5 separate regions of the Homo sapiens genome follow, and all the other regions are linked to region 5. The links are chromatin loops, found by intact Hi-C in ENCODE. Cell type or tissue: MCF 10A. All regions are shown on one strand.

What was found. Hi-C counts contacts between places; a loop is a spot of excess contacts. Peaks named below come from ENCODE experiments on the same cell type or tissue, not always from the same donor. Only the 100,000 strongest peaks of a DNase experiment are listed, where the experiment ranks them.
Region 1: it touches region 5 in a loop (12-fold over the local background); 14 of 110 quality-filtered maps call a loop at or near these places.
Region 2: it touches region 5 in a loop (8-fold over the local background); 15 of 110 quality-filtered maps call a loop at or near these places.
Region 3: a loop joins it to region 5, with 9 times the contacts of the local background. A loop is called at or near these places in 21 of 110 quality-filtered maps.
Region 4: it touches region 5 in a loop (8-fold over the local background); 2 of 110 quality-filtered maps call a loop at or near these places.

What each region holds. Positions count from the first base shown.
Region 1 is chr1:155,082,565-155,086,564 of GRCh38, reverse strand. EFNA4-EFNA3 (EFNA4-EFNA3 readthrough) reads right to left here. Exons shown (of 5, transcript NM_001407761.1): 2 at 1,161-1,474; 3 at 623-688; 4 at 360-437; 5 at 1-152. The coding sequence ends at 22. It overlaps EFNA3 (ephrin A3), which reads right to left. Exons shown (of 5, transcript NM_004952.5): 2 at 1,161-1,474; 3 at 623-688; 4 at 360-437; 5 at 1-152. The coding sequence ends at 22. Among named protein-coding and RNA genes, the nearest start is that of EFNA3, 5.7 kb to the right of the region's middle. RefSeq lists silencers at 555-604, 589-757, 955-1,154, 1,355-1,454 and an enhancer at 1,955-2,254. In MCF 10A, CTCF peaks have their summits at 313 (motif pointing right), 1,692 (motif pointing right) and 2,272 (motif pointing right); DNase peaks (open chromatin) are centred at 674, 1,144, 1,384, 1,644 and 2 weaker places.
Region 2 is chr1:154,478,128-154,482,127 of GRCh38, reverse strand. SHE (Src homology 2 domain containing E) reads left to right here. Exons shown (of 6, transcript NM_001010846.3): 6 at 1-2,647. Among named protein-coding and RNA genes, the nearest start is that of TDRD10, 22 kb to the left of the region's middle. In MCF 10A, a CTCF peak has its summit at 2,121 (motif pointing left); DNase peaks (open chromatin) are centred at 2,127 and 3,287.
Region 3 is chr1:154,747,303-154,751,302 of GRCh38, reverse strand. All of the region lies in intron 3 of KCNN3 (potassium calcium-activated channel subfamily N member 3), which reads left to right. Among named protein-coding and RNA genes, the nearest start is that of KCNN3, 120 kb to the left of the region's middle. RefSeq lists enhancers at 1,402-1,905, 2,801-3,010 and a silencer at 2,103-2,152. In MCF 10A, a CTCF peak has its summit at 2,015 (motif pointing right); DNase peaks (open chromatin) are centred at 1,762 and 2,042.
Region 4 is chr1:154,811,619-154,815,618 of GRCh38, reverse strand. All of the region lies in intron 2 of KCNN3 (potassium calcium-activated channel subfamily N member 3), which reads left to right. Among named protein-coding and RNA genes, the nearest start is that of KCNN3, 57 kb to the left of the region's middle. RefSeq lists enhancers at 1,387-2,044, 2,045-2,704. In MCF 10A, no CTCF peak of the experiment used is centred here; a DNase peak (open chromatin) is centred at 1,978.
Region 5 is chr1:154,667,784-154,671,783 of GRCh38, reverse strand. LOC124904428 (a long non-coding RNA gene) reads right to left here and starts at 192. Exons shown (of 2, transcript XR_007066636.1): 1 at 1-192. In MCF 10A, a CTCF peak has its summit at 1,920 (motif pointing left); a DNase peak (open chromatin) is centred at 1,913.

The DNA of each region.
Region 1 (4,000 bases), 410 kb before region 5:
CCCCCAGGGGAGGGGGCAGAGCTAGGAGGCCAAGAACGTCATGAGGAAGAAGGCGATGCCCACGGCCAGGGGCAGGTGTTCCCGTTTGGGGCTGGTCCCGCTGATGCTCTTCTCAAGCTTGGGCACCTGAGGGTTCTCTCCCTCAAAGTCTTCTGTGGACAGAGGAACAGACAGACTGGTGAGGGCTGGGTTGCGCGCCAGGGCAGGGGCACGCGGCAGCAGCAATGGAGCCAGGGACGTGACCACCCACAGGGTAGGAAGTATCAGTGCCCCCAGGGAAGGCATGCGAGGTGAGCAGGCACCGGGGCGGGGGGCTGCGGTTCCAGCAGTGGCCACCAGAGGGCGCTGCGCAGACTCACCCAGCACGTTGATCTTCACATTGGGGCCCATGGTGAACTGGGGGAGAGTGGGGACCGGCTTCTCCCCGGAGTGCGATGCTGCGGGGTGGGGTGCGGGTGGGGAGAGAGGAGGGGAGAGTCAGGGCCAGGATTCCCTCCCCTTGCTACGGCTGGGGAGCAAGCCCCCCTCACCTGTGCCCTCCGCCCCCACCCCCAGGAAGCCAGGGGAGCCCCAAAGCAGGGAGCTGAGGATGGGGGCGCGGCTCGGAGCCTATTCTACTCACTGGAGGCGCAGCAGACGAACACCTTCATCCTCAGACACTTCCAGTGCAGGTTGTGAGTGGGCGTGGCTGGGGAGGAGACCGGGCCTGAGTCACTTTCGCCCAATGTGTGCCTGTGCCCTCCCTCGACGGCTCTATTTCTCACCCCCTCCAAACTGTCCCCGTCGGGCGGTCTCCTTCAGGAGCTCCCCTACCCTTTGGACACGGGTCACTTTAGCTCTGCCGTCGGCCCTAGACGCCCCTTTGGTCCCACCCCTCAAGAAACTGGGATCCCTGATGTTCCAACCCCGGAATGTCCCTCACAGAAACAGCGATTCTCCGCAGCCCAAACTTGGGACTGTCACCAAACTCCTCTCTTGGCCCCACGACCTCGTCTGAGCTGAACCCCTCAGGCGTCCCGTGCCCACGCCTCCTCCCTGGTCTCAGCCGCGAGACCTGGCGCCCGCCGCGCCGGCCCCGCCCCGGAGCCTAGGGGCTCCACCCCCCGGCTGTCACTCAGACTCTCGCGTTCAGACCCGCCCGCCCGGCCGCCGTCACTCACAGATGTAGTAGTACTCGTGGCCGGCGTGGAACTCGTAGCCCAGAGAGAAGGCGCTGTAGCGCTGGAACTTCTCCGAGAACTTGATGGGGCTGTGCGGGGCGTGCGGCCGGTTGCACTCCCAGCGCTTGAAGCCCTGGCTGGCGTTGCAGGTGCGGTAGCCGTTGCGGCTCACCATGTACAGCACGTACTGCTCTGCCCCGCCTCCGGGCCCCGGTCCCGCCCCGGGGCCCACCCCCGAGCTGTTGTAGTGCGGGCAGTAAATATCCAGATAGTCGTTCACGTTCACCTGCACGGTGTAGCCCTCTCGCCGCAGGCTGTGGGGAAGAGGAAGCGGCTCAGAGAGAAGAAACCCCAGAGCAAAGCCGCTTTCCATCTGACCGCTCCGCAGCCCCTCCCCAGGGTCCGCGTAGCCTTCCGACTTTTCCTCCGAGCTTCCTCGCGGCTCAGCCCTGTCTCTGCCCCCGGGGCCCTAGTGCCGCCGCTCCCCTAAGTCTCCTTCCGTGCCCTCCTTCTTGGTCTGTCCTTCTCCTGTTGGCCACCAGAGGGTAGCAAAGGCGCAGGGAAGCCCGGCCTGCCTCCAAAGAAAAGGAGGCGAGGGAGAGGGGCGGAGGGAAGAAGGGAACGTACGCTTTGGTTGCCACAGAAACGGCGCAGGCCCCAGCGACTCTCAGACCCAGGCCCGGATTTCCTCCGTCCATCCCCCATAATTCAGCAGCCGGGAGGAGGGATGGGAGGGATGGAAGCCAAGGGTGAACGTGGGAGGGATCCCCTCCGAGGGACGCACACACCCTCCATCGCTTCTCCCACCATGCTTCCCTGCGGCTGCCAGTCCACCCCGGAGGCCAGTCCAACAGGACCTGCCCTTACAGACGCATGTATGGCGGCTTCATGCATATACATGCATAAGTTCTATGGCACACGCACAAATATGTCCACCGCCCACTCATAGGCAGCAGACACACAGAAAAGCTGGGCTGTATGTGTGCTGGCCCGCATGCCAGTATTGGTTGACCCCACCAATCTGGGGGTCTCCCCCTGCCCTCCCCATACTACAGTATCACTGGCTTCTGTACCTTGAGTCCCGTGACAGAGACCCCACCCTGAGGCCAAGGACAGTTAGGCTCCCAGGAACTTTAAACACATGAGGGCGCTAAGGGACTCAGTACCAAGACTCCACATGGCATCATGCCAACCAGCCCAAACTTCTGTCTCATTGTGCACCTCCTTCCTCAACCTGGCACAACGGCCCCCCTTAATGATGCTGGGCAGAGCAGTGGGCACAGGGCCTAGACAAGATGGCTGCGCCTCTTATTTCCCTGATCCCTCTTTGGGACAGAGAAGCAGATGCTGGGTCCCTTGTAATCCCCACCTGCCTTGCTAGTCACCATCAAAGTGTTGGTCTTAACACCCTCGATGGCAGTAGTGAGCGGTGTGGGGATGGAGAAACCTCTGAATGGAGAAAGAAACTCGGAGAGGGGGCAGGAGTTTTCCCTAATTTCTTTAGCGTAAGAATGCACATATCTTGGCAGTGCAAGGAGAGTGGTGGACACAGAAAGGCATGGGGTCCTTGGCAAAATGTCATACCACGGGGTCCCTAGTCCCTGGGAGCTCCCTGGGGGGAGAGACTGGCTCCCTATGTCACCAGGCACCACCCAGTTCCCCAAACAGTAATTAGATCCATTAAAGAAATGAGCGTGGAGGCTTCTGCACACGGTGGGGCCTTGGGGGTCCCTCCCCCCTGACCCCACTTCCTTGGCTTTGCTTGTGCTGTCCCCTCCACCAGCAACCCATTCCAAGCCTGACAGTGAGGCAGGCAGAGAGCTGATGTTTGGGTACCCCAGTAAGAATTGGCACAGCCTCCTTTGGTCATCAGGAATGCCACCAGCCCCACTCTGTTCCCATGGGATTAATGGGTCACTCAGGCCCCTCCCTTGCCCTGGCACTCAGGTGGGCAGGAGCCTCGGCCTGCGGCACTGGGAGCAGGAAAACGGGTTAGACCAGGCCTGGCTCCAAACTGCCATCCTAGGCTTGCCTGTCCGTCACCAACCCACAGTCTGTTCCTCCCCTCAGGCCTTGGGGAGGGGGCCTCCAGTGGTGAGGGTGCCAGGTCTGGAGCAGCTGCACAGCCACACTGGGATCTCTGTCTTTGAGCCTCACCCATGTTTCCAGTCCCACTCTGAAGCAGCCCCTCCCTGCTGTACCGCCCAGTTCCCCCTACAACACACCCCATTCCAGCAGGGAGGAAGCCAACACCCAAGGTATTCCTACAGGTAATTCCATTTCCTCAACAGGGCAGGACTAGCCTTATAAAAAAGGTTGCAGGGCGACCACAGGTGAAGGGAAGCCATCTGTTATGTACTCCTGCGCTGGGTGGCAGGAACAGCTCCTGAAATGCCCCCCCAAGGCTGGGCATGTGAGAGAAAGACCTGCCGGTGGGGTGGCTGGGCCCAGTTGGTACACAGAGGGCACGGGGACAAACGGGGTGAGAGCCAGGAATTCCCAGCCACAACTCTTTGGAGACCCAACGTGTCTGCTTGGCTTGGGCACTTTAATTGAATCTGTCATCCTCCCTCCTTCTCCCTAGCAGTGCGGAGAGAGAGGTGCCGCTGGGCCCACGCGAAGCTCCGCAGCTAACCCCGCCTCTAGGGCCGCGCCTCCTGCGGAAGGGTGGGGGTGGGCTGGGACCTGGGGACCGGGTTGTGCCCTGCCCCTTCGTACTGTTCTCTCTTCTTGCTCCACTTCATCCCCTATAGCCTCTCGCCTCTCTTGCAGAAAGGCGAATGCCGACACACCCCATTTGGAGGGGGTGTCCCCTCACCCCGTTATTTCGGTCTCTCCTG
Region 2 (4,000 bases), 190 kb after region 5:
GCACGAGAATCACTTGAGCCCAGGAGGTGGAGGTTGCAGTGAGCCAAGATTATGTCACTGCACTCCATCCTGGGTGACAAGAGCGAAACTCCATCTCAAAAAAAAAAAAAAAAAAAAGCCTGGCCTGGTGGTGGATGCCTGTGGTTCCAGCTATTCGGGAGGCTGAGGTAGGTGGATCACCTCTGCTCAGGTCAAGGCTGCAGCGAGCCATGATCGCACCATTGCACTCCAGCCTGAGTGACAGAGTGAGACCCTGTCTCAACAAGCAAGCAAACAAAAAACCAAAAGGAATGTTTTTTTCAGATACTGATAGAATGTTTTCAGTGTGTATTGGTTCATTTACTATATCTTTAGTGTAAGATTTTAAAAGGTTTTTTCAGCATCCATTCAACAAATATTTATTATCTTTATACAAATTATTCATTGTGTTAAACTTATTTTTAGTTTAACATTCTAGAAATGAAACGTTTTTACTTAACCTTATTCTACAAAGGGAATACAGCAGTTATTCTAATTTTAATAAATGCTAAAAGCTTTATACAATTTTTCTTTGTGCACTAAATGATTTTTGGCCCATACCCAGCAACTGTGATGAATGTATAATGAAATAACATCTTGAAAACAGGCCAGATACATTAAGTATTTATTGAGCTTCTGTCATATGCCCAGTATTATGCTTCTTCTATACTGTTTCTCTGTGACAAGTCATACTATATTCTTTATAGAATTAAAAGTAGAGGAGAGGCAGAGTTTACATATTGTCCAGTTGCTTTACAGTTGTACAGGAGGTTATAAGAAGAAATATAGTAAATTAGTGGGAAGTCAGAGGTGGGGGCGTTAGTGAGCTATTTTCTTCTTGAGGTTGTGACACAAGCTGACAAAAGCCAGGGAGTTCACAGCTGTGTGGTGGCACAAAGTTCCATATGTTCTAAAAACAATTAGGCCCAGCAGGGTGTCCCTAATGGCTTCCTTGTTAAACCTCCATGGCCAGCTGATCTGAAGCTCTGTGACATGTTCTCTGAGCTCTGAATGCTCTGGCTTTTTGTCATTTTGTCTTGAGACAAGTATTTTCCTGTAGTCCTCATTCCTTCGAGTTATTCCATCTCCCAGGATATTCTCTGGTGAGAAGAATGTCTTTCAGTGAATTTGCCTTGAATTTAGCATCCATAGAGCTGTGTCAGTGTTCTTCTTGATCACACCTTCTTTAAAAAAAATACTTGCTTGCGATGACTGGACAAGTTCAGTTGGTTAGTTTCAGGCCTATAAGAAGAGAGAGTAAAGGACCTTGCTATTTACTTTGATACCATAGTTGTATCTCAGGATGGCCTGCAAACCACTGGCCTTGTGTGTATTTAAGCTAGGAATAAAATAATGGAGAAGTGTTAATATGTATACAAAAAGGTAAATATTGATATATCTACTCTCTGTTGGGGGCAGAAGTGTCATTTTAAGTTATTCAAAGCACTTTCTTAAGCATTTTAGAAAGCCTTTATTCTTTGCTGTTGGAAGTCTCCGTACTTTGCAGAATTGGTATTTGTGTACTAGCCTCTGCCGCAGGATGGGGAGGTGGGCAGGTAGCTGATAGGGGCAGCCAGGAGTTTTTGAGGCAGGTGGTGGGAAATTGTCCTAATTTGTTAATTGGATTATGTAACTCTGTTACTAGTCTGTTATTGGCTGTTGTTACTGGATGCATCTTGATATTCAGAAGAATAACTGTGAGGCATTCTTCAGTTGCGGGTTAAGTGGGGTTAGTTTCTGTTCTGTCAGATGCCCTTTTTCAGTCAAAGGTTAGCCCCTTGTTTCTCCCTCCTTCCAGGGTTTAGGGAGTGCAGTGATGTCGATTTCATTTCCCTTCCCCGCACCCCTTGACACTCAGCAGGATTGCACTGAAACCCTTCACAGATCTCTCGTTCACTAGTTGTCTCCTATTTTTCCATAACTAGCACTAGTTTGGCCTTATGACCTGGTTAGAATCACTCTTCTGTATTCTCATTTCCAATTTTTGTGCCCCACTAACGTGGACTAGAGAAACTTGGCCTGCTGTGCAGTGGGCCTTCTGTTCAACTTACCCTCCACCGCTGACCCTGTGTGAAGAGAGATGGTGCGTTACTGCCATCTAATGGGAAAAGAGAAAACTGCAGTTGGGAAAAGCAGCTGTGCATTTAAGGGTAGGGCTTTCTGAAGGATTTCTGATACAGTCCAGAAAAGGGAAAATGATGACACAGCAGTTGCCATCTTGAAAAATGCCCTTTCCTGCGGAAAGGGTGTTTTGAAGTCTAATACAACTATCATCACAAGGTCCCTGGACTAAGGCTGGATCGTGTAATTTAGAATCTCAAATTGTATTTTAATTAATATGCTGGCAACAGAATCATTGAAACAGGCGTCTCATTTTGTCAAGTTCTTAGCCGTTCAGTTTGTCAGGGGCTTTAATATTTTAGATATCAACTAATACATAGTTTCAACTTTTAAAAATGTTTGAAGATTGTATGTAATATAGGTGTCTATCTATAGTGCCTTAGTAATTTAAATCAGAAATATTTTATAAAACTTCTGGTTGTTTTGCAGTAGCCAATATAGGCTTCATGCCCTCCTGAAGATAGTTTCCTCTGAAATGTAACTTTAAATAAACATTATTCCAAGAAAACTACAGTGGTTTTGCTTAATTCAGTTAGCTCTGAGAATCATCTTCCTTCAGAAAAATACTTCCCATGGTAAGAGCTACAGCAGAGTTTCATTTGCAGTCACCATTAATGAAATATAGAAACACCATGATGGAACATAACCAGCAGATTCTATCTTTTATTTACTCTGTTCACATTTAGAGTCCTTCTATTATGTTTTTCTTCCCAAGTAAAATAGTAATACAGTGATGTTTTACTGCCATTTCCTGGCCCATCTCTTCCTGAGTCGAAAGTTAGTGCACTGGTTCTCATCCCTCACTAGATAGAAGATTTGGGCTCTGCTTCTGTTTTTATCAGTTTGTTATTAATACAAATGTCCCATGCCATCTGTGGGATGCCCTAAGTCTGTTGCAAAGTTCAAAAACCTATTTTAAAAAAAAATTGTACCAGGTGATTTGGATACACAGCCAATGGTGGAGAAGCCCTGTTGGAAGCTCCTATTTGGAAATGCACAAATAAATTCACGTCAGGTCCTAGAAGGGCATACTGTTGAGTCTGCTATCAAAAAGTTTTCCCCTCCAAAATTCCTAACATGGTTTCAAGTTTTTAACTTCCATTAAACATTTATGTAAGTTGCCACCAGGTGGAACAAGTGCCTATTGTTTTAACCCATCTGTGTTTAAGAGAAGAGGAAGTTTGCATTAAGAAATGCTCCCGCCACCCACCACCCGAGCAATTAGAGTAATGGTTTTCAGAATTCAGATTGAACACGTGTTTACAAGCACCCAGGGTTTGAGTGTTGAATGTTGGATTCTGACCCTGTGAAAGGCCAAGATGTAAGTAGTGAGAATAGACTCTTTTTCCGCACCAGGTGTGCTGCTGAACAAATGCTTTTCATCATACAGCATCTCATTTAATCTGCCACAACTCAGCCAGGTGGGAACCTTGTTTTTCAGATAAAAACACGGGTGCTTAGAATGATGAAATAACTTGTCTTGGGTCAGTCATAGTAAGTGGTAGAGCCCAGATTGCGGCCCAGGTCTCACTCTAGAGTGTTTTTTTTTTTTTTTTTTTTGCACTTTTTATGATTTCATTTAAAAACAAAACATAGACTGAGTTGTCTGTTCATTTTCTTCGCTGCACAGCCTGGCCTTGGGAGTGGTGACTGATGGCCCACGGGGCTGCTCGCTCCACAGTGGCCTTGTGGTTCTGGAGGAAACATTGTGAGCAATCTCAGCTCAGTATAATTTGTTGCACATCAGCAGCGCTTCATTCCGGCTCCTTGACCTTGTAGACCAGGAACTTCTGGAAGCCACTGGGCAGGGTGTGCTTCATTATCTTGCTACTCCCATAACTGACGCTGGCAATACAGCAGA
Region 3 (4,000 bases), 80 kb before region 5:
AATGTGATCCAAAAAAACACCTGACTTAGAGCTGGAGGGGGCTTTAGAGCTTCTTTAGCCAAATCCTCATATTGTACACACGAGGAAACCAAAGCCCAAAGAAGGGAAGCAACTTGTCCAGACTCACACCGCGAGTTGGGCGGGTCTGAGCTCCCAGCCAAGGGTCTCTCTCCTGGGACTGGACTCTGCCGAGCTCACACATCTGATGCCCTGTGGCTAGAAAGAGGCAGCATGTGGTGAGAAGTGCACCAGATGCCCAGTTCTCCGCTTTCTGGCCTCCATTTGCTTATCTAAAAAGAATGAGGTGAACTGGGCTAGAGGGAGCCCCAAGACTCAGTGACTCTGATGGTAAAGCTGACACAGCAGGCAGGCCCCTGCTGCCCAGGCCTTCAGCCACGTGTCCAGGGCTGCTCTCACCGCCCCAGGAAAGCTCAGAAGCTGAGGGGGTCCTGGGCCTCTGAGCTGATGCTCCCCAGGAGAATCCCACTGTATGCAGAGACCCCGAGCACAGCCACGACACTTGTCACCATGAGGCTGATTTAGGGCAAGCCTCCTGGGCATCTGTGTCTTCAAAGATGGTCTCTTAAGACCCTTATCAAGGATCAGGGCTGCAGCTGCCCACTCCCCTACCTAACCAGCTCTCCATCTAGTGTGGGAAACGGGTAAGAAAACATTCTCTGAGAATTACAGCTCCTTAGAGCTGGAAGGGGCCCTAATGCACATGGACCCAGCCCCCCACCCTTCCCAGATGAAGAGAGGGAGGCCCAGAGCTGTGAGAGTTGATGCGAAGGGGGTTTTGCTCTATTCCCTTCAGACCCCACAGGTGAGAAGGCATCTCCAGATGGGTCATCTCTTTATCCTGCTCCTTCCTTTCCTTAAGTAAGAATCTCTCAGTTCAAGAGGCAGAGAAAAGGATTGCTGAAGGCAATCTGTCTCTTCATATCTCTTTCATTCTGCTCCTGGGGCCGAGGAAATGGGTGAGGAGGGGTGCAGGAGGCCCTTGGCCTGAGCACCAGGCCTGGAGCCTTCCCTTCCAGCCGCTGCTCTCCAGAGCTTGGGGTGCACCAGCTTCGAGGCTTTAGAAGCTTCTCCAGCAAGAAAGGCCCTTCTGAGGGAAAAGTGTGTGCGACTGGCTGTCTCCATTCCTTTCTCCATATAGTGTTGACCTTCGGAATTAGCTTTATTCCTGACGTGTACCAGAATTTTCAGTTAATCATGTAAACCAAGGCTCAGGTGACTTGGCTGTGGGCAGTTGGGGCCGGACCAGCCCCTGAGAAACTACTCCCATCCCAGACTTCGTGACGCTTCACTTGGCCAGAGCCCACTCCCAGAAAGCAGGGAAATGTGCCTTTCTGCGTAGCCCAGGCCTATGGAAAGAGGCGAGAGGTCAGGGACAGCTGCACTCCCTGGGCAGGCTGCTTGTGGTCCGGGAGCATCCCGTAGTCTCCCCAAGCCCCACGGCCGTGGGGACCCCGGGTCAGGGCATTATTGTGCATATCCCTGTCCTCAGGCCCCTCATGCTCAGGCCAGACCCTCACCCAGGTGCCCTTGCCCTCAGACTCCTCCCCTTCCAGCCATTGTCTCTGTCTCCATCCCTGTCCCTCTCTTTCTCTATCTTCCTCTCTCTCTGATTCCCTGGGGGCTACTTTGCAACCTCTGCTGAGTCAGAATTCTTCCCACTCGCCCTGACGTCCCAGGCTCCTCCTTGGCACCCTGTCTTCTCTGTGGCAGGGAAAGACGCCCAACCAGAGCTCCCACGTCCTGCCCTGGGAACCCCACTGCTCTGGGAAACAAAAACAAGAAAATTCCTTCCCAGGGTACTTGTTCTGTGCTGTTCCTCTTTGTTCTTGGTCACAGGGTGATTCCCACGTCCTTCCCACACTAACCCTGCCTAGGTGAGGCTGCAGCTTTGTGTGCCTTCCACAACATTTGCTTGCCTGGGGAGCTGCCTGCCTTTAATTATCTTTGGAAAGCATAACTGAGAAGAGCAAGACACCCGTCTTTTCTTTAGGGCTCTTGCCAGGAGCACTGCCTATGCAGCACTTCCCTCCAGGGGGTGCCATTCACATTGAAGTCTTCGTGACTGGCACTCCTTGGAGTTGCACAGTGCGCAACCTATGCTGCTGAACAGGGCAGCCCTGGCTCTGTCTTACTCTCCTGGGAAGCATGGCTCATTATAACACAGATCCAGGATGAGATACCTGAGAGAGAGAGAATCCCCACCAGTCTCTCCACTCATCTCACCTCCCTTTTTAGGTCTCCACCTCCTCCAAGGTGTAATATGGTCAAAGACAGGGCTCCTCCAAGGTGCAATATGGTCAAAGACAGGGCTGTGGATGCAGGCAAGTCCAAGCACACACTCGGGCCCTGCCACTCAATTGATGTTTTATTTTGTGCAAGTTTCCTAATCTAGTAATTAATCAAGTGATCCTCCCACCTCAGCCTCCAGAATAGCTGGGACTATAGACACGTACCACCATGCCCTGCTAATTTTATTCATTTTTTGTAGAGACAGCATCTCACTATGTTGCCCAGTCTGGTCTTGAAATCCTGGGCTCAAGGGATCCTTCTGTCTCAGCCTCCCAAAGTGCTTGGATTACAGGCATGAGCCACTGCACCTGGTCTAATTTTCCAATTCAGTAAAATAGGAAGTGACAGTTATGAGTCTTGTTTTTTGAGGATTAAATTCAGTAATGCGCATAAAGCTTTGGCCCACATGGCACGTGATTGGCACTTGAGAAATGATAGTGATTATTGTTATCTCTTCAAATAAGATTAGCATCCAGTCTTACCTACCACACAGAGATAGCCCCAGAAATAAAATGAAATGAGAAGTAGATCATCTCTAAGATCTTTGAGGAAGTATTTTGCAAGAATCCCAACTACTGTTGTTCTTCTCTCTGTATATAAAAAACGATGAACTGTGAAGCCCCTTTGCTTCCAAGTCACGCTCTGTGACTGATGGCAGATGTCGGGAAAGGCTCAACCAGGAGAGAGAAAGCTTGCAGGCGCGGGCGGCAGACTGAGGGCCCCGGGCGGGTGGAGCTCAATGAAAACCACAGACAGACAGCAGCTGTGAGAGCAAGCAGAGACCCAGAATGGCTTTAAACAGAAAGCAGAGGCCCACAGCAGGGAGTGAGATGAGACCAGGTTTAAACGTCACTTTCCCCTAAGTCCTTGTTCATTCACAGCTTCCTTCAGTAGCTCTGACCAGCTTTCTCAGCACCTGCCGACCGACAAACCAACCAACCAATGGAGGCTGGTGCTGGGGGTGGAGATGGCCAAGAGCCGGTGGTGAGAAGTGAGGGAGAATGGGGAAGAAGGGGCTCCACAGAGGGCACTTGATCCGGGACGGCTTTCCGGAGGAGGTGATTTCCTAGGCCTAAGGGGCCTCCGGGCAGAGGGGCCAGCATGAGGGAAGCTCGGAGGTGGGGGAGCATGGATTGGAGGAGAGAATAAGCAGTTGCTTGCTGGGGTGTCATAAGATGCGGCAGTGCACTCAACGCTACAGGAGCAGGCACGGGCCTTTTTCACCAGCCTAAGGATTTTGGAATGACTCTTCTATCAGCCAACAGTTTCCAACCTTATTTATGTACTTGTTTCTTTGATTCCAGCGATGCAGGAGAGATGATATTCAGACAGCCGACTTCTGCTGTGGGTGTGCCCCAGGTTATAAATCATTTCCATCAGGCTAGCTGGAGTCCCGGCCCTTCCTTTCCACTGAAGAAAGCAAATCAGAGTACCAGATAGCGAGAGTGATATTATCACAGGATAGCCTTGAAACTGCCATAACAAAAAAAATAAATCGTTCACAAATGTCAATCCTTCAACTACTATTAGCCCCAGAGAGACTGTTTGTCTGCCCCAGTGTGTCGCTGTGCAGAGGCTGAGAACGTCCCCTCTCCTCTTCCCACACCTAGGAGAGGGGGAGCCACTGGTAGATTGGGAGCAGGGGAGGGTCTGGAGTTTCAGAAAGATTTCCCTGGCTGCAGTGTGGAAG
Region 4 (4,000 bases), 140 kb before region 5:
GGACTACTTTGTGCTAGGCATTGAGAATCCAGAAATAAAGCAGACCTGATTCCTGCCTTTGGAAATTGGTTTGTCCTAGACCTTTATCCACTGTGACCCAGGGTCATAAGTGCCATAATATGAGGGTCTGTGAAACACCAAGTGGCCACGGAGGAGGGAGTGATGCATTTCTCCCAGAGAGGCTGGGCAGGTTTCACGCGGAGATGATGCTGTGCCCTGCATTCGCCAGGAGCAGAGACCTTGTATGCTCAGGACAAAGCTGGCCCAGAGCGTTTCAGGAGAGGAAAAAAAAAGAGAAGGAAGCTGTGCCTGTCCTCCGAAGGGAGGTGGAGGCTGCCCAAACCCCCCAGGTAGGGGCTAGAGTCCCCATCCTTCTTCAGACACCTGGTAGAGGTTTCCTAAGGGTGTCTCTGGCTGGTTGGTTGATGAATTAGAAATACCTTCATTGAACCTCCGAGATCTTGAGACCCCCAGACAGACTTCTCAGCCTGGCTAGGTTTGAGCATGTCAGCTCCTTAACTCAGGTGTGATGAGCAGATGGAAGGAGGGAGCTCGGGCCACTCGTACTGAAGGGGAGGAGACCTTGACAAGGAAATTCCAGATGGGGGCCTCCTCTGCCAGGTTTACATCCCTCTCCTGTCCCACTTTCATGAGTGTGCCCCTGGATGATCACAGCACACAAGGGAAATTGAAAATGGGGAATGTGTTCCAGAGAACAGCGACTGGTGATGGGGATTCACTGGAGCGCTGCTCTTCTTTGGGCCTCGGCCTCCTGCCTGGCCCAGCTGTGCACAGTGGGGCTAGAAAGAAAGGGAGAAATAGAGAGAGGAGCTACACCACCAACTGGGCCCGAGAAGTCAGAACACCATGGAATAAATCCTCGTCAGACTACACTTTGAAGACAGAAAGCTCAGAGCTGATACATTAGCAAGCGCCTCAGAGACGATGGTGTGGCCACATCTTGTCTAGCGCTTTGTATTTTTTAGAGGGTTTTCACATCTATGAGGCCTTGGGCCTGGCCGCCTTCACCTTTTTGCCTTTTAGGTTTCAGCATAGATATTTCCTCCTCCAGGAACTCTCTCTGGCCATCGTCCCCCTTCCCTGACCCCAGGGTGCCCCTTCTAGGAGTGGACCTAGCACCAGCTCTTATAGCAGCGGCTCTTACTTGTCCCTGCGTGTCTTATGTTGGTTGTGAATACTATTTCTTGCCTGCAACTCCCTTCTCTGACTGTGGGCTCCATGGCAGTGGGGACTGTATTGGTTTCACTGTTGGACCCCCAAAGGCATGAGAGTGCCTAGCACATAGTAGGTGCTATTCAATGAGTGTAGGCTGAATAAATGAATGAATGAATGACAAAACTGGGGTAGGCATGGCAGATTTACTCCCTCCTCATTCTAAGGAGAAAGTAGAGCCTCTAACAGGCTGAGAGCCTGACCTGAAGCCCACAGACCTGGCATCTGGCCCGTGCTTTCTGCATCCTAAGGGGCTGCGGGTCCCAGCAGGTTGCCCAGTGAGCTGGCCATGCCCACCATGGCCCTCCCTGCCACTCTCTGGGAGGCCCACCTCGATCCCAGCACCTTTTCACTTGGATCGGCCGCTGGCCATGGATTGCCATGGTTACTACACCAGCCCTGGCAGTCTCTGTGTGACATTTTGGTTTTATTTGCTAAACATTTAAACACTTGGGCTTAACCCTTTCTGCCTCAGAGGGGGCTTTCCTGCCCCTGCTCCCTGTCCCTCAGGTGTGAGGGCCCCCGGCTGCTCTCCCTGGCCCTGGCTGGCGTCTCCGATGGGGTGGGTGTGCTCGTGGTGGCAGCAAGGCTTGTTTCTCGGCTGCCTGTATTGACTTTCTGTTTTGTCTCTGGGGAATGTCATCCTGGATCATGCTCTCACTGGGTGGTGCTGTGTCCATTAACAGGTGTGAAAAGCCCTGCTCCGGGCATGTTAAGGCTTGACCTCCCCGTCAGCTGGGGTTCTGTTGACTTCCAGGCAAACGCCTCTTGCCAAGTCCTCCAGGAGCTTCCTTAGCTCCAGGAGTTCAGGACGGGGTGGGGAGGGGTCATCTGCCCTTGAACCCTGGCAGGAGGACAGAGGGGAGACTGGTTTCGGGAAGAGTCCGTGTTTGTGAATGGGAAGGCGGTGCGTCGCCTGGCCTCCCACGCCTCCTCCCCTGCGGGCTTAAGATGAAGCCTCCCAGGAAGAGGAGGCGGCCCGGGAGGCTGAATCCACCCAGCTATGTGTTACCTTGGAAACCACACACTTGTCCTCGCCCTAGGCCATGTGAAGTGAGGGGGCCGTGGACACGCTTCTCAGGAAGCTTCCAGTGTAACTCAGGATACAAAAAATCACAGTCCCAGCATGGGCAGCTGAGAGAATGAAAATGTTCAAAAAAAAAAAAAAAAAAAAAAAGCAGCCTAACAACTGCCCTGCCCAAGGGGCTCCCACCCCAGCAACCCTCTGCCCATTCTACATGGGACGAGAGGCCAGGGCCAGTTTGTCTGGGATGCTGATCACTTGTGAGCTTGGACAAGCTACTTGTTCTAGCTCAATCTCAGTTGTGTTGTCTGTAAAGTGGGCAGATTAGGCCAGAGGATCTCTGAGAACTCTGATTGTAGCCAGAATTCCATGTCTGAGGGGCACTGCCTGACAAGGAGAGGAAAATGTCGGGAGAGTGGCTGTGAGCGGTTTTTGGTAACAATGACTGACCTGGTTTGTGTTCAGGAGGCCCTTTGTGGGACTGTCCGAACAACTTCTGTCCCTTCTCTTAATAGCCTTGCCTCTGCCCAGTCACAGAGCTGGCTGTCCCCTAAACACAGCCTCAAACTTGACATAGAAAACAATAATAAAGACAGCTCTTTGGCTCCAACATCTTAAAGTTTAAAGGTGACTCCTCTTGAGTCTCTTACACACAGGAGCTGGTCAGACAGCTTAAAGTTTTCAGGATAATAGAGTAAGTGGCCAAGTCCCCTGCCTTAACAATCCATTCCAAACTCCTTCCATGAACGCGCACTCCCACTTCTCCAAAGTCATGGGGAACAAGTGCTCAGCTTAATAGAATATTCTGTTTCTCCATCATTCTCAGCAAACTATCGCAAGGACAAAAAACCAAACACCGCATGTTCTCACTCACAGGTGGGATTGAACAATGAGAACACATGGACACAGGAAGGGGAACATCACACACCGGGGCCTGTTGTGGGGTGGGGGGATGGGGGAGGGATAGCGTTAGGAGATATACCTAATGTAAATGACGAGTTAATGGGTGCAGCACACCAACATGGCACATGTATACATATGTAACAAACCTGCACGTTGTGCACATGTACCCTAAAACTTAAAGTATAAAAAAAAAGAAAAAAAAAGAATATTCTGTTTCTCTGAGAGTGCCAAGGTGTGTCATCCCTGACTTTTTCAAAGTTAATCCGTTCTATTTGGTTTTGTTGTTACCATTTTTCAATGATGATCATTTCCCCCGTGGCAGCGGTTCTCAATCAGGGGTGTGCCTCAGATCCCCCGTGTCATATCTGGGTCCTGCATAGGCAGGTGAACCCCACTGCCTGGGAATGTGTGTTTTGACAGCACCGCAGGGGGGCCAGTGCACACTCTTATTAAGAAACATGGCACTCAATTAAGCTCAGGGAGGCCAGCGTCTTCCCAATCATCCCTGCAGCCACCCCTGCTGTGCCTAACGAAGAGCACTGTGCATAGTAGGACTCAGTGACTCCTGGGGTAAGGATCATTGACTCTCTGAGAATTTGTAAAGTTGGAAGGCACTGTTGAATCTTTAGTGTTTGGAGGCTTCTATACAAGTGTTGTTGCATTGTGCTATCAAGAAAATTCTGATAATTCTAGTTTCCTGTTGAGTACAAATCTAGTAAAATGACATTTTCCTGTTTTTAAGAGAAAAAATGGCAAAATCACCACTGCTCAAATTCTCCAAAACCCAACAATTGGACGAGGAAAAGAGATGAACTGCCCCGATTTACCTTTGAATTAAAG
Region 5 (4,000 bases):
CAGCGCGTCTGGAGTTGTTTTTTCCTCCCAGTGGGCTCATGGTCTCGCTAGCTTCAGGAGTGTAGCTGCAGACCTTCGCGGTGAGTGTTATAGCTCATAAAAGCAATGTGGACCCAAAGAGTAAGCAGTAGCAAGATTTATTGCAAAGAACAAAGCTTCCACAGTGTAGAAGGGGACCCCAGCGGGTTACCACTGCTGGCTCCGGCAGCCTGCTTTTATTCTCTCATCTGGCCCCACCCACATCCTGCTGATTGGTAGAGCCAAGTGGTCTGTTTTGACAGGGCACTGATTGGTGCATTTACAATCCCAGAGCTAGACACAAAGTTTCTCCACCTCCCCACTAGATGGGCTAGATACAGAGTGTCCACACAAAGGTTCTCCAAGTCCCCACCAGAGTAGCTAGATACAGAGTGTGGATTGGTGCATTCACAAACCCTGAGCTAGACACAGGGTGCTGATTGGTGTGTTTACAAACCTTGAGCTAGATACAGAGTGCCGATTGCTGTATTTACAATCCCTGGGCTAGACATAAAGGTTCTCCACGTCCCCACCAGACTTAGGAGCCCAGCTGGCTTCACCCAGTGGATCCCACATCAGGGCTGCAGGTGGAGCTGCCTGCCAGTCCCATGCTGTGCGCCCACACTCCCCAGCCCTTGGGTGGTCGATGGAACTGGGCACCATGGAGCAGGGGGCGGTGCTCATCGGGGAGGCTCCGGACACACCGGGGAGGCTTGGGAGCCCATGGAGGGGGTGGGAGGCTCAGGCATGATGGGCTGCCGGTCCCGAGCCCTGCCCCGTGGGAAGGCAGCTAAGGCCCGGTGAGAAATCGAGCGCAGCGCCAGCGGGCTGGCACTGCTGGGGGACCCAGTACACCCTCCGCAGCCGCTGGCCCAGGTGCTAAGCCCCTCATTGCCCGGGGCTGGCAGGGCCGGCCGGCTGCTCCGAGTGTGGGGCCCGCCAAGCCCACGCCCACCCGGAACTCCAGATGGCCCGCAAGCGCCAGGCGCAGCCCTGGTTCCCACTCGCACCTCTCCCTCCACACCTCCCTGCAAGCTGAGGGAGCCGGCTCCGGCCTTGGCCAGCCCAGAAAGGGGCCCCCACAGTGCAGCGGTGGGCTGAAGTGCTCCTCAAGTGCTGCCAAAGTGGGAGCCCAGGCAGAGGAGGCGTCGAGAGCAAGCGAAGGCTGTGAGGACTGCCAGCACGCTGTTACCTCTCAGTGCAATCGTCTCTTACTATAGCCTCAACCTCCTAGGCTCAAGCAGTCCTCTTACCCATGCCTCTTGAGTATCTGGGACTACAGGCGTATGCCACAATGCTCGGCTAATTTCTTAAGTTTTTGTACAGACAATGGTCTCACTCTGTTGGCCAGGCTGATCTCCAACTTCTGGCGTTGAGTGATCCTCCTGCCTCGGCCTCCTGAGTATCTGGGATTATAGGTGTGAGCCACCGTGCCAAGCCAGTCTGTTTTAACCAGTCCCTGTAGGTGATTCTGATGCCCACTCAATTTGAGAACCCCTGGTTTAAAACATATAGCATACAGCAAGTGCTTAATAGTTCCTTTTTCCTCTATTATCTTTAAATAAAACTAGTAATTCTCTGCATTAAATGACTTGTACACAAAATGAGCTGCTGAGTTCAGCCTGCTTGCTCAGTTTTAGCTAACACCAACTCTGGAGCTAGATAGCCCTTTGAGGATGGATGCCTATAGTCCAAAAACATCATGTCATTCACCTCAAAGATGTCATTTTCCACGAAGCACATTGAAGAGGGGGTGGGCAAATAACACTGTCTATTAGTTTATGGAGGGTTCCTTCATAGGAAGAGACCTAAAGCACTGTTTTCATTTCAGGAAGAAACCAGGTCTTACGAACTCCCAGAGTCAAGCACCTAGTGGGGCCAGAGCTCTGAGCAAATGCTGCCATCCTGTGGGCAGAAGTGAGACACAGTGCATGGCCACCCAGTCTGTCCAATTAGCACTTACCAGGCATCTGGAGCACACCAGGCCCAAAGAGGGGTCCAGGCAGGTATAAAGGCCATACCCCGAGGTGCTCGCTACAGGATAGCGGAGATGAGCTTGCATGCAGATGAGTACGTCCCCAGTGCAGAGGCCAGAGCGGGGAGGTGCTCAATCTCAAGTGCCTGAAAGGACTTTTTTTTTTTTTTTTGTAGAAGCAGAGTCTCACTATATTGCCCAGGCTGGTCTCAAATTCCTGGGCTCAAGTGATCCTCTCACCGTGTCCTCCCAAAATGCTGGGATTACAAGTGTGAGCCACTACGCCCAGCCAAGACTATTTAAATATACAATCTTTTTCCTAAGGGCAGTGGAGCATTTGCAGAGCTATTAATACATTTTTCACAGAACAACAAATATACGGATTTTTTAAATGAGAAACTGAAAATTAAGGGTGATAAAAATGCTATTCAAAGACTCAGTTTCTAATTATAGTCTTCTAATGGAGAAAACATGGAACCAATTCATTTCTCTTGCTGTAACAGACGCTCTGTGAGAGCTCCCATTGAGAAATAGGTGCTGTCATTTATGTCTGTTCATGCTGCATGATTTAAAATTCTGGGAGGATATTTCATTTTAACACAAAATACCATCCTTTGAGCAAATGCAATTAACTTAAATTCTATATATACACCTAATTCGGCCTTTCATATAAGTAAAAAATATTTATTCACCTACCAAAACAAGAAATTGCTTAAAACAATGTTGGAGTGGCAGGGCATGGTGGCTCACACCTATAATCCCCGCACTCTGGGAGGTCGAGGAGGGCGGATCACCTGAGGTCAGGAGTTCCAGACCAGCCTGGCCAACATGGTGAAACCCCATCTCTATTAAAAGTACAAAAATTAGCTGGGCATGGTGGCGAGCATCTGTAATCCCAGCTACTTGGGAGGCTGAGGCAGGAGAATCGCTTGAATCCAGGAGGCAGAGGTTGCAATGAGCTGAGATCTCACCACTGCACTCCAGCCTGAGCAACAAGAGTGAGACTCAGTCTAAAAAAAAGAAAAGAAAAGAAAACAATGATGGAGCATGTCAAAATCATATGGAAGCCAGTTTGCAGGCACACTCAGTGGCCAAATCTAGAACAATTAAGTTATCAAAACAAGTAATCAAGTAGGCCAGACATGGTGGTTCGTGCCTGTAATCCCAGCACTTTAGGAGGCCAAGGTGGGCAGATTGCTTAAGCTCAGGAGTTGGAGACCAGCCTGGGCAACATGGTAAAACCCTGTCTCTACCAAAAATACAAAAAATTAGCCAGGCCTGGTGGCATGTGCCTGTAATCCCAGTTACTTGGGAGGCTGAGGTGGGAGGATCACTTGAACCTGGGAGGCAGAGATTGTGGTGTGCCGAGATGATGCCACTGCACTCCGGCCTGGGCAACAGAGCAAAATAAATAAATAAATAAAATAAAACAAAAATAAGTAATGAAGTAATAACAGATAGCAACCCATTGAATGAATAGGAAATGTGAGTCTAAAGTGATACAAATCAATTAAATAAGTAAATAGAAAGTTTGATGAAGAATAGGTTATTTACGTAGTTTTGGAATACTGCTCTGCAAAAGATTAATTACAAAGGGAGTAAGAGTAACTTTACAGTGAAAAGCCTTGGGAGACACCACCTAAATCAAGTGATCAGAGCAGACGTTATCAATAATGGAACAAATCAGAATCTTGTTCCACCTGATGGAATGTGATGGGGACACAGTACCACTTCTGTGATGCTCCTCTCAGAGATTATAAGCTGAATCTAATCATGGAGAGACAGCTGACAAACTCAAAGTGAGGGACATTTTACAAAATAGCCTGTAATCTTCAAAAGTGTCAAAGTCATGAAAGTTAAGGAAAACCTGAGGAACTGTTCCAGACTGAAAGAAAGTAAAGACACTTAGGACTAAATGCAACATGTGATTCTGCACTGGATTCTTCTACTGTAAAGACCATTATTGGAACAACTGGCAACACTTGAATAGGATCTGAGGGCTATAAG